2 separate regions of the Homo sapiens genome follow, and region 1 is linked to region 2. The links are chromatin contacts, found by Hi-C or POLR2A ChIA-PET in ENCODE. All regions are on one chromosome and are shown on one strand. Each heading gives the region's core, a stretch centred on a gene start or an enhancer-like site at or near the end of the contact. The rest is flanking DNA. Distances are from core to core; before and after follow the strand shown. Region 1 overlaps FAT4 (FAT atypical cadherin 4). Region 2 has its middle 130 kb from the start of LINC02516.

Evidence for each region. Hi-C counts contacts between places; a loop is a spot of excess contacts on that map. ChIA-PET counts read pairs that join two places held with the same protein, here RNA polymerase II (POLR2A).
Region 1: a map of endothelial cell of umbilical vein shows a loop between it and region 2 (3-fold over the local background). The contact joins two enhancer-like sites. A Hi-C loop is called at or near these places in 1 of 168 maps with a recorded cell type or tissue (endothelial cell of umbilical vein). POLR2A ChIA-PET finds 5 or more read pairs at or near these places in 1 of 52 experiments (PC-9).

The regions. Positions count from the first base shown.
Region 1 is chr4:125,386,169-125,392,140 of GRCh38, forward strand. All of the region lies in intron 2 of FAT4 (FAT atypical cadherin 4), which reads left to right. Among named protein-coding and RNA genes, the nearest start is that of FAT4, 74 kb to the left of the region's middle. Within about 2 kb of position 4,108, at least 7 of the 41 ENCODE cell types and tissues checked have a DNase peak (open chromatin) inside an H3K27ac peak, as active enhancers do; they include endothelial cell of umbilical vein, where a contact is called at or near this core.
Region 2 is chr4:124,426,253-124,431,896 of GRCh38, forward strand. No RefSeq gene overlaps it. Among named protein-coding and RNA genes, the nearest start is that of LINC02516, 130 kb to the right of the region's middle. Within about 2 kb of position 3,284, at least 8 of the 41 ENCODE cell types and tissues checked have a DNase peak (open chromatin) inside an H3K27ac peak, as active enhancers do; they include endothelial cell of umbilical vein, where a contact is called at or near this core.

The sequences.
Region 1 (5,972 bases), core at 2,858-5,357, 960 kb after region 2:
TAAATGTACATTAAATGCCTTCTGTACCCTAGGCGTTATATTGAAACTGATCTAAATGTTTCACTGTTTGAAACTTAGAAAAGAAGCAGGCTTTCTGAGTTTTGTTTTGTTTTGTTTTGATTTTTTTGAGGCGGATTCTCACTCTGTTGCCCAGGCTTGAGTGCAGTGGCACCATCTCGGCTTACTGCAACCTCCACCTCTGGGGTTCAAGTGATTCTCCTGCCTCAGCCTCCTGAGTAGCTGGGATTACAGGTGCACACCTGGCTAATTTTTGTATTTTTAGTAGAGACAGGGTTTCATCATGTTGGCCTGGCTGGTCTCAAACTCCTGACCTCAAGTAATCCACCTACCTTGGCCTCCCAAAGTGCTGGGATTATAGGTGTGAGCCACTGCACCTGGCCCTGAGTTTAGAAAAATAGGATGTCTAAATAGAATTAAAGAACAATGCATTTCCAAAAAATTGATTTTGATAAGTTGAATTTCTTTAGAACATATACTTTACAATTTATATCACATAAAATTTTATTCATTACTGTTTATTAGTGAGCTAAAGCTGTTTCATATAAATTAAATTTGTTATTGTTTTGAAGTAAAAATACAACACAAGACTCTAGAAAGAGACTTTAATTTTATAGTTTAAGATAGCTGTTTAAAAGATATAAGGACATATAACTATTATAGACCAGTGGTCCCCAAACTTTTTGGTACCAGGGACCAGTTTGGTGAAAGACATTTTTCCACATACTGGGTGGGAGGGTGGTTTTGGGATGAAAGTGTTCCACCTCAGGCCATCAGGCATTAGATTCTCATAAAGAGCGTGCAACCTAGATCCTTCGCATGCACCATTCACAATAGGGTCCACCCTTCTTTGAGAATCTAATGCCGCAGCTGATCTGACAGGAGGCAGAGCTCAGGCAGTAACGCTCACTTGCCCGCCCCTCACCTGCTGCTATGGGCCGGGTTCCTAACAGGCCACAAACCAGTACCGGTCTGTGCCCAGGGGTTGGAGACCCCTGTTATAGACTAATAACCAACTGAAATAGAATAGCATAGCTATGAGTCAAAGGTTTGTGTCTTTTGCATCAAAGAATAGAAATGTCTGCAAAGGTGAAGACTACTATGCAAATGTGAAATGAGGAAGAGTGATTATTTTGACATTGCAGTCATTCCATAAAAGAACTATAGCCAAGTCTCGTGTAGGTTCTAGAAAACCACTAAAGATGGCGACCATGTTATCATGGGGGCTGCATTGTTTCTTATTGTACTTGTGCCATTATTTTGTTCTTGCAATGTTCTTTGTGTTTTTGTTTTGTTTTTGTTTGTTTAAATTTTCTATTCTTAAAAAAACACAATCTGATGAACTCTCCCCAATCTATGATTCGTTCCTCTTGGATCATGTATTCCCACCACTCCTCTAATCTTTGGATTGTTGGAGGGGGAGGAAGAACTTGATATGTATTATTTTGAGTTGCCCCTGACAGATAGCAGTATGGCATGGTAAGTGAGAATGTGTAGCTATATAGGGTAGGAAAAGGTATTAATAGATTCAGAGAAATAAAACTCCCAGTACAAGCCATACAACAGATCAATATACATTAGCTTTTTACTCTTCTTTGTGCTGCTCATGTTAGACCAGTAATTATTTAGAACATGGAAACAAAGTAAAATAACCAGTTAATGAATTCATTGTTTTGGCTTTTGTATCTGTTAGCTACTGCCAGAATAATGTTGCATAATAAAGAGCCACAAAAATCTCAAAGGCCTACAAAAATTCACTTTTATCCTCACACATTTCTGGATAACTGCAGTTGGGCTTCTCTAGGCTAGACTCAACTAGGAAGCTTGGCTTCAGTCTAAAAACCTTCCAGCTGAGATTCCTCTACTCAGTATCTCTAGTCTTTCTGGTAGTAGTGGGCTAGCAGAAACATACTGTTCTAGTGACCATGGCAGAGGTAGAAAAGAATAAGTGTATTTTAAGCCCCTTCTTGTGCTATTTTTATAGATAGCCCATTGTCCAATCCAAATATTATGAAAGAGCCCAAAAAAGGCAAGGAGAAAAATCTCACCTTTAGTGGGAGGGACTGCAAAGTTGTTTATGGGGAGGGGTAACGGGACCAATAATTCAGTCTACCGTAGTTTGTACCTTTAATAGAAATCAAACCACTTCTTTATTTTTCAGTAGTTTGAATAGAAGCCTTCTTTATTTCATAGTATCCAGTACACATTAGGCAAAAAAAGAGAAGAAAAAATTTAGTGGCATTTTTTGTTTGTTTGTTTTATACTAAAATTTCCCTTTGATATGTGTCTACCACATTCAGATTAACATCTATTGAAAAATATACTACAGGACGCATTTGTAGGGTGTTTGTTTTGAAGAATAGTATAAAAATTTCCATAAGTTTCTTATGCAACCACACATATTTTAACTTGATGTTTTATTCTGCATTTACTTTTGAGCATCCTTAAGAATTTGTTAAAATGCAGAAATTATGCAGTATTGATTTCAGGAAAAATTGAAGTGGTTACACATGGTTGCCTTTGCCTTAAAATAAATCCTTATTTGGTTCTAACTTGAACAATATTGAAAGCACAACAAAACTAGCTTTTTATTATGTCACCACACATTTAGTGAGTTATGGAAAGCATTTTGTTTTAAGAATGGAGTTAACTATGTGTTATCCACGCTTCTAGCCATTCTTGTCACTCCTGGCTACTCTCCAAGCCTGCCTGTTATTCATACATATTTCTTCTTAGTAAGAAATGCATCAAAATCCCAGGAACATGTGCTGCTGACTGTTAGAAGAGTTTTAGTGGTGAGAGATTAATGTAATTACTTTTGTTTGAGAAATATAATTGGTCACAGTTATATACATGTAGCTTATATGAGAAGTACATTCAGTTTTAAAACTCATTATGATTAATTTTACTTTCCTTAAAAAATGAAACCAAAGAGAATCTAAAATGTGTATGCTTCTTTCATTCCTAATATTCCAGAATACTTAGATATTTTTATGTGAAGTAAATGCCCAGATATCTAAATAGATATAATATTATTTAAATTTAAGGTATAAACTTTTACATGACAAAATGCTTAATAGCCTATAATCTTAAAAACAGAATTATTCCAATTCCCATATTGTATGTTACTTCATCAAATATTACCATTATATCATGTTTCTTGTACTAAAGTGTTTCCTGTGAAATAACGTAATAAAATGGCCTTTAGTATGCATGATAATATTTAAATACGCATTTTCTAGTAAAATATAATGCTTATTCATTTTTTTCTTCTAGTTCTAAAGAAAAAAATGCACCAAATGCATACACTTACTTTATGATAATTTCTGAAACTTAAGTAGAGTTTGGGCCTGCAACAGACTTGTGTTTTCTAGTAGTTATGTTTCATTCATGCAGGTGGTAGTGGTCCTATTAGTTTTCCTTAATAAGTCCCATATAGCTCTGGCCAGTCTTTCATAGAATGAGTTGGTAGGTCTTTCCTCCAAAGTTTGATTTCTCCCATTTTTTTCACATTGCAATTTCAAACTTTCAGTAATACCATCAAGATGAGACAGTAAACTATTATTAGAGTTACCACAAGTTTGAACAAAGTTGATTATACATCGCAAACAAATAAATACTTAAAACCTTGTTCATAGAGATCAGGCCTTGCATACCTACATAGTCCAAACATTACATTCCTGACATTTAGAACATTTAAATGCAAACTGTTCTTTGTTAGGGCTTTCTCATAACTGAAATATGAGTCACTTGCAAACCATAATAGATTTTGGCTCTGCTACATGATGAAGTGTTCTGGATGTCGTGAAACATTTCACCCAGACTTATGGCAGTAGAATTCCCAGTGGTCACCCAAAATAGGGAAAAAAATGAAGAACAAACTTAAAGGAAATATGCAGACTCTGGCACCATCCTTTCGTGGCAATACAGCTCTTTATTGTTGTTAAGAAATGGAAATATTTAGAGCCTAAACCCATAAACTATAGTACAATTAGGCGTTGAATTTTTTTTTTGTTCCTAATTACGAAATTTAACTCTATACTTGATTCTCATGTTTAAGGTCAGGTCATAGAGTGTTTCTTTACACATCACCCTGATGCGGTCATACTGAGTTGTCTCCCAGCACTGAGCTTCTCACTGCATTGTGGGCAAACTCATATTCCACACTCTACACTCATCTCAGGCAGGAAAGGTGGAGTTTTCCTTTTCAGGGCCAAAGGAAGCAACAGCTGAGGCGTGATGGTTGTACTGATATTGGTGTGGGTTTCAATTTGGTTAGTTTGCTTTCAATTTCAACTCCTCACTTGAGATTCCATACAGAAAAGTAAATGGTAGGCTTCCAGCATCTTGTTTCACTCTGGTGAATAAAAATTGTTTTGAATGTAAGATTAGAGTTTTTCCTTGCTTAATTTTAGTAGTACCTACACAGCATAAACTGAGGCATCATTTAGCAAAATGTTATTGAGTTGACATCATAATGACCTATTAAGGGCAATACACATTTGAATGAGCTCAGTTATTCTTCCAGGTTTACACGTGCCTTTCATGGTGTTTAGTGTAGCAGCTTTTGAAGCAGAGATGGGCAATGTGTAGGACCTTTTATTCCAGTCTCCTAAGTGGGAGATATTCTGAACAAAACATATTAAGGATATTTTTTCTGAAGTTTTTGAAATTTTAAGTCATGATTCACTTTTCAAAAGAAGACATTTATGTGGCCAACAAACATGAAAAAAAGCTCAACATCACTGATAATCAGAGAGATGCAAATCAAAACCACATGGAGATACCATCTCATGCCAGTCAGAATGGCAATTATTAAAAAGTCAGGAAACAATAGATGCTTCTGAGGCTGTGGAGAAATAAGAACACTTTTACACTGTTGGGGGTAATGTAAGTAAGTTTGACCATTGTAGAAGACAATGGCAATTCCTCAAGGATCTAGAATCAGAAGTACCATTTGACCCAGCAATCCCATTACTGGGTATATACCCAAAGGAATATAAATCATTCTGCTATAAAGACATATGCACATGTATGTTTACTGCAGCTCTATTTACAATAGCAAAGAAATGGATCCAACCCAAATGCCCATCAATGATAGACTAGACAAAGAAAATGTGGTACATATACACCATGGAATACTATGCAGCCATAAAAAGGAATGAGATCATGTCCTTTTCAGGGAAATGGATGAAGCTGGAAGCCGTCATCCTCAGCAAACTAACACAGGAACAGAAAACCATATTCTGCATGCTCTCACTCATAAGTGGAAGTTGAACAATGAGAACACGTGGACACAGAGAAGGGAACAACACACACCAAGGCTTGTTGGGGGCAGTGGGAGGCAAGGGGAGGGAAGTTGGAGGTTGGTTCAATCAGTGCAGCAAACCACCATGGCACATGTATACCTATGCAACAAACCTACACATTCTGCCCATGTATCCTGTTTTTCTTTTTTAGAAGAAATGTTTTGTTTTAAAAGAAAAAAATAGTAAGTCATTATTATGAGTAGTTACTGAATTATCATAAAATATCATTTCATAACATAAAAATTATATATGATAGCATGTTCCCACACAAAAACTAGGAAATCAATAGGTTTGAATTGCTTTAAAATATCATTGTAATAGTGGATAACTTTGATTAATACATCTTTATATGCCAGTAGAATGCCTATGTTATTATTACATTTGCTGAATATGGGACTTTAATAAAAATGTAAAAATGACCTGGATTTGCTTAAAAACAGAAATATTTCTAGAGGAGAATTTACATGCTAGACATGGATAAGTTGTCAGAATGAGCAGGACACATTATTGCTCTTGGAATCTCAGAATATAGAAGTCTCTAATTTAAGTAATATAAATGATCTTCAGTATCCTGAAGATATTTGCAATTACCTATGTTGGTAATATATAAACTTAAATCAGAGCTACAAAATACTATTATTGAAA
Region 2 (5,644 bases), core at 2,034-4,533:
GGCAGAGGATCATGTGTAAGATGTCATTGAGCATCCCAAGCTGAAGATGGTAAAACCTCTTTGATCACACACCTTCCAGCATCACACTGCTCTCACCATTAGAGCTCACAGAATGGAGAATGAGCCTGTGGAGGAAATATACCCGCTGCCTTGAAATCCTGTCTAGGTTGTGGTAACATCACTTATACTCATGTTTCCTTGGAGAGAAACCAGTCACATGGCCACATTGGATGCAAAGGAGACTGGGAAATGTAGTCTCTGACTGGGCAGCTATATGCTGTTACTCAAAGGGGAAACAGATTCTGATGGACAGTTAGTTTAGTCATCTCTGGTGCACCTTCTTCCCAGCTTCATTTTCTACCATCATCAACCTTGCCCTTGATTGCAGTCACAACTTTACATTTGCATGTGAACACCTTACCTGAATCCAATTATCTTCTTCTCATACTGCAGGTATCAAGTCAAATGGTACTTGCTCAGGAAAGTCATTCCTCACCCGCAGGTTAGGTTAGGTCCTACCGTACAACATATGGTACAGACTCCTTTTCCTCATAGTACTTATCACAGTTTTAATTTCTGCATTTTACTCATGATTATTCATTATATTTCTTTGTTACTGGATTTTAAGTTCCTCAGAAGCAGAGGTCTTGCTCACTTTAGGACACCACCATATCCCTTCCTAGCACAGTAACTGACTAGATACATAGTAATTATTGTTTATATGTTGTTTTTGAGTTTTTCTTAGTAGTTTTGCCACATGATACTGTGTTAGTCTTTAAAGCATTTTCCTTATGTTATCTTTTACTGCAACCTGTACTCACTCATTCAATAAATGTATGTCTTATGCTAGACAATGAGGTACATAGACAGTATGATGAGAAATAGAACAATGTGGTCTTTGATCTGAAAGTTTTTATTATGTAGTTAGGGAAAGGGCACAAAAATCCTTGAGTATAAAATATCTGAAAAAAGGTGTTGCTGAGTGGTATAGGATTAAGTGCTGAATGAGTAATATTGACACAAAGTATTATATAATCTCAGAAGAAGTCAGCTGAGTGAGGCCTGCTATGCTGGTGGAAAGTTTTCTAGAGGAAATAAGGGGTGGAGCTGGACCTTCACCTGTAGGTGCAGGAGCAGTGCCCAAACATTTTGAATATATATGAGACTTTGGAGATACAGCTAAACACCTAAACTGGAGTTGGAGCTAGTCTGATATTCCTCAATAAGTCTGAACAGGAAAGTCCTTTGGGAACATCCTCTGACCTCCTGTGACCTCTTCTAGGAAGCAGCTTAGCATTTGAACTAGAGACAGGAATTGCCAATTGTCCTGGCCTGTGTCCAAGCAATTGTGTGTAAAATGGTTAGCATCCTGTGCTGTGTAACCAGCAGCATACTGTCTTGGCCTACAGTGGGATATAAAATCACACTTTAGTTGATTTGTTATAGCTTGGCCAAAGGCTATAGGTAAAAGGAACTTTCATCAATATAAAAAGCCCGAACATTTCAGACAAATCTGGAAAAAGGTTTGTGGCCATTGGAGCTGCTAGGTGGTGAAATAAAAAAATACAATATTCAGATGGGGAAAATACAGAGATGTTGGCAAGCTGAAGAATATTCCCAAAAGACTAGAAAAAATAAAGATCTCACCCCATCAAACCAAAATTAAGCAAATGGATAAGTAATTTTGCCCCTGAATAAAGGCAAATTGTAGCAATCTTTGATTGTGTTCCCTGTATTCCCCAACTCCCCTGACTCTCCTTGCCAAGCCCACCTGCCCTGTTAGAGGTTGGAAATGCCAGGCACAGCCCACTGGGAAAGCTGGCAGCTATGGCAAGACATGAAACCAATGCTGACCAACTGGGACCTGAGTGGAAGGAGGCTTTGGGTTAATGCTTTCCTACTAAAAGAAACAGAGACTCAAAAGAAATCACCTCTTTTTCCTTCACTGGGTTGGTGGTGCCTGCCTGTGCCTTGTGGAACCATCGCAGCTGAATTGAGATCATGAGGGTGACAATGCTGATGATGGGGAGGAATTCAGATGAAAAAATAACAACGGCATCACTAAACTGTGGCTCTGTGACAGACCTATCTAGCCGTATCTGGCACCCTATTATGTGAAATTACAAATTCCCTTATAATTTATGTCATTTGACCTGTGTGTTCTATTACCTGCAGCCCAAAACATCTTATGTGATAGAATATTTAATCAAATGAGGTATCAGATTCATTTAGATTAAAATAAAATGTAGCATAAGAATCAAAGTAAGGATTTTTAAACTGATTTACAAAATTATTTCTTACACATTATATTTGCTTGTACAAGAAATTAAATATATTCTGGTAATGTAGTGCCAAAACATCAGAGACCAACAAATATCAATCACAGTTCTCCTCATGTATTTGAGCAACTGAAGTATTCATTCCTGTTGAATTTCAGTTTGCAGCATTTCAAAATTGATTGATCAGTTTTCTTTATGTAATACATTAAAATATACTTTTCATTCCTCTAGAAATGTAGTTGAAATTTCATGTCCTTTTCACTTTGAATGTAGAAATTTGGGTTCGTTGACCTGGCAAAAAAATGTTCCCACCCACGAAACCTGTCAATAATGACAAAATGAGCCAAGTAGAGCATTTGTAACAATCTCTCTATAAAGGATATTCTTTATACAATTTGAAAAGGAATTAAAATTACAAATGCAAAATTGAGCATAGGGTCTTGTAAGACCAAATTCAAGTGAGAGACCCTGATGTTTTACCTTCAGATGTTTTACCTTCATTAGCTTCAGGGTATAACTATCTCTGATAATCAGTTTTTAATTAAAAAAAAAAGTCAAAAGCCTCAGTCTATTCTTTAGATATCGATATCAAAATTCACATCACAGGTTCCAATCATGAAAAGCCAAAATAAATACCATTAACTTCAAAACCTGATCTGTAGCATAAAGGTTATTGGGTGAAACGGGCTCAAGGCAATCTTCCTTCTTTTTCTAAAACTGTGCCCCACAATTTTTTTCCTATAATGTCTTCTATCTGAAGTTTAGTCATAAAGTCTGTTCCCGACAGGGGAGAGAAATGAGGACATAATGGTATGATCTATGCTTCCTGCCAAGCCCGCTGCTTCGGTGATGGAGGTGCTTTGTACACTGGGTTATTGGATTATGGCCTCTGTTCCTGCCTGCATCCACCAGGGAGCCAAGCGCTCTGTCTTTATTTCGTGACCCTTGTGTTTACACTATTTCCCTCTCTGTGCCATGATTTCCTCTGAGCTATCAAATACTTCTAATTCCTATCCTCGGCCTGTGTGTTTCCTGCCAACTCCCAGGGGCAATCAGTCGCTTCCTCACTTCTTAGATTCTGCCTGCCAAACTTCCTGCTCAAACATGTAACTGTATACATACACACACACACACACACACACACACACACACACACACACATCCAATTTTTATGTCCCTTCTTATGGCTGTCTTCTAAAGTTGAAGAACTTTGAAACTATAAACTGTTTATCCTTTCTCTTAACTACCAAAACTTCCTTCTTCTTCTTCTTTTTTTTTTTTTTTTAATGCAACACCTTTTAACTCATTTAAGGCTGGCCTCAGTGTCTGTATTCCTCCAGCGTGTTCATTTTGCAGTGGAAAGTTTTCAGGAAAATTGGACTTTACCCATTTATAGACTTCAAGCCTTATATTTTATTCATTTGGAATGGATTTTAAAAATGGGTTACTAATTTTGAAGGTTATTAATTTTTTGAAAGTGACTTAAATAAGTAATTTCCTGTTTGCTCCCCTAGTGGCCCCATGAATTGTGCTTGAATTGTTTTCTCATCTCATGACCGAGTAGACTGAATTATTAGGGCAGGATTAGGACCATGTACATCTCAGTACAGCCTTAGCACCTGGTTCAAGGACTGGAATATAGTAGGTGCTTGATGATTCTTTGTGGAATGGAATGAAAGAGAAAAATATTTAGTGTATTTAAAATTTATTTTAATTATTAGAGTAATTATATTGTAGAGGTAAATTTTTTAAATATGGAAAATTTAGATTTTCTGTATAATCAGATTGTTCAGATTTCCTCCATGTCTGTACCTAAAACCACCAAAAATTATAATTTTTAAATGTGAATTTAAATATTTCATTTCATTTACTATCTAAAATGCTTGAACTGCTGATGGCTCATTTTCATTTAGTCCTAATGTCCTGGTTACTTTTTAAAGTAAAATGTTATTTTACTTATATATCATAGAGATGGCAATTCATTCATAATTTGAGTTTCTTTCTTTACATGTCACCCACATCTCTGTTTACTTACCTGATGCTTCTGCTCTTTCCTTTTTTCTCTAATTTTTATTACTAATAACAGTGTTAAGAAATATATACATTTCTAATTTCCAACAAGTAAGCCTAGCTCATATTTTTAATTGTTAAAATCAGGTCTAATTTTAAAGTGAATGCACACAAATAATGGGTCCTTGCTATTTCCACACATATAACATGAATTTCATGAAGGTAATTAGTAAGCAGAATAAGAGAAAATTCCACACATCCCTTCTAAGAGAGAGGGGCATTGGAAAGTTTCAAACCCAAGTGGTTTCAAATCCAGCTCTGACATTTAGTAACTGTGTGTTATTCAGGAGTTACTTAACTTCTTTGAACTTCAGTTTTTTCATTAGGAAAATAGAAAACATAAGGACCTCAACTGGTGGTTAGCAGGATAAATGGTATTAAAATACATTAATTATTTAAGTCATGGTAGATTATATATTGATACTATTATTTTGTGGACTTTTAAAGTCAAATAGACAACCAGCTATAAATATCAGAACTTGATTTTAAAATGAAAAAGAAAAACTATATTTAAATAATCTATTCCAGGCCAGGCACAGTGGCTCATGCCTGTAATCCCAGCAATTTGGGAGGCTGAGGCGGGCAGATCATTTGATGTCAAGAGTGCAAGACCAGCCTGCCCAACACGGTGAAACCCTGCCTCTATTAAAAATACAAAAATTAGCTGGGTGTGCTGATACACACCTGTAATCCCAGCTACTTGAGAGGCTGAGGCATGAGAATCGCTTGAACCTGGAAGGCAGACGTTGGAGTTAGCCGAGATTGCGCCAACGCACTGCAGTGATAGAGCGAGACTGTCTCAAAAATAAATAAATAAATAAATAAATAAATAGAATAACATATTCCAAATATTTTGTCTACAATGTACTTACAATGTTAAGATTATTTACAACTTCATGTTCTTATGTAAGATTTTGATATTTTATAGGTAAAAAATGAAATATATGTGTTCATGTATGAATTAAGGTATTATTTCTACATACAAAAAAATTTGCAGAACTAAGAAAATTACTCTGGGAAACCAAGAGGAGAAACACACTTCTATTTGCATTAGGTGGATGTCTCAGACACAGCCAAACCTGTATCTAATCAGAATAGGCAGTTCCTGAAATTATAACTTTGAGGTTCTAAAAAGCTTGAACATTTTAAAAGAATTTCTGTTTTACATGACTGTTGTACATTTTAGCATGAGTGATTCCTGTTTAGCTTTTAAGCATGCCAATTCCATGAGTGCAGTTAACTCATAGTTCTGGACTGCCTATTTCAGAACCATTTACAATTGCTTTCTCATCTTC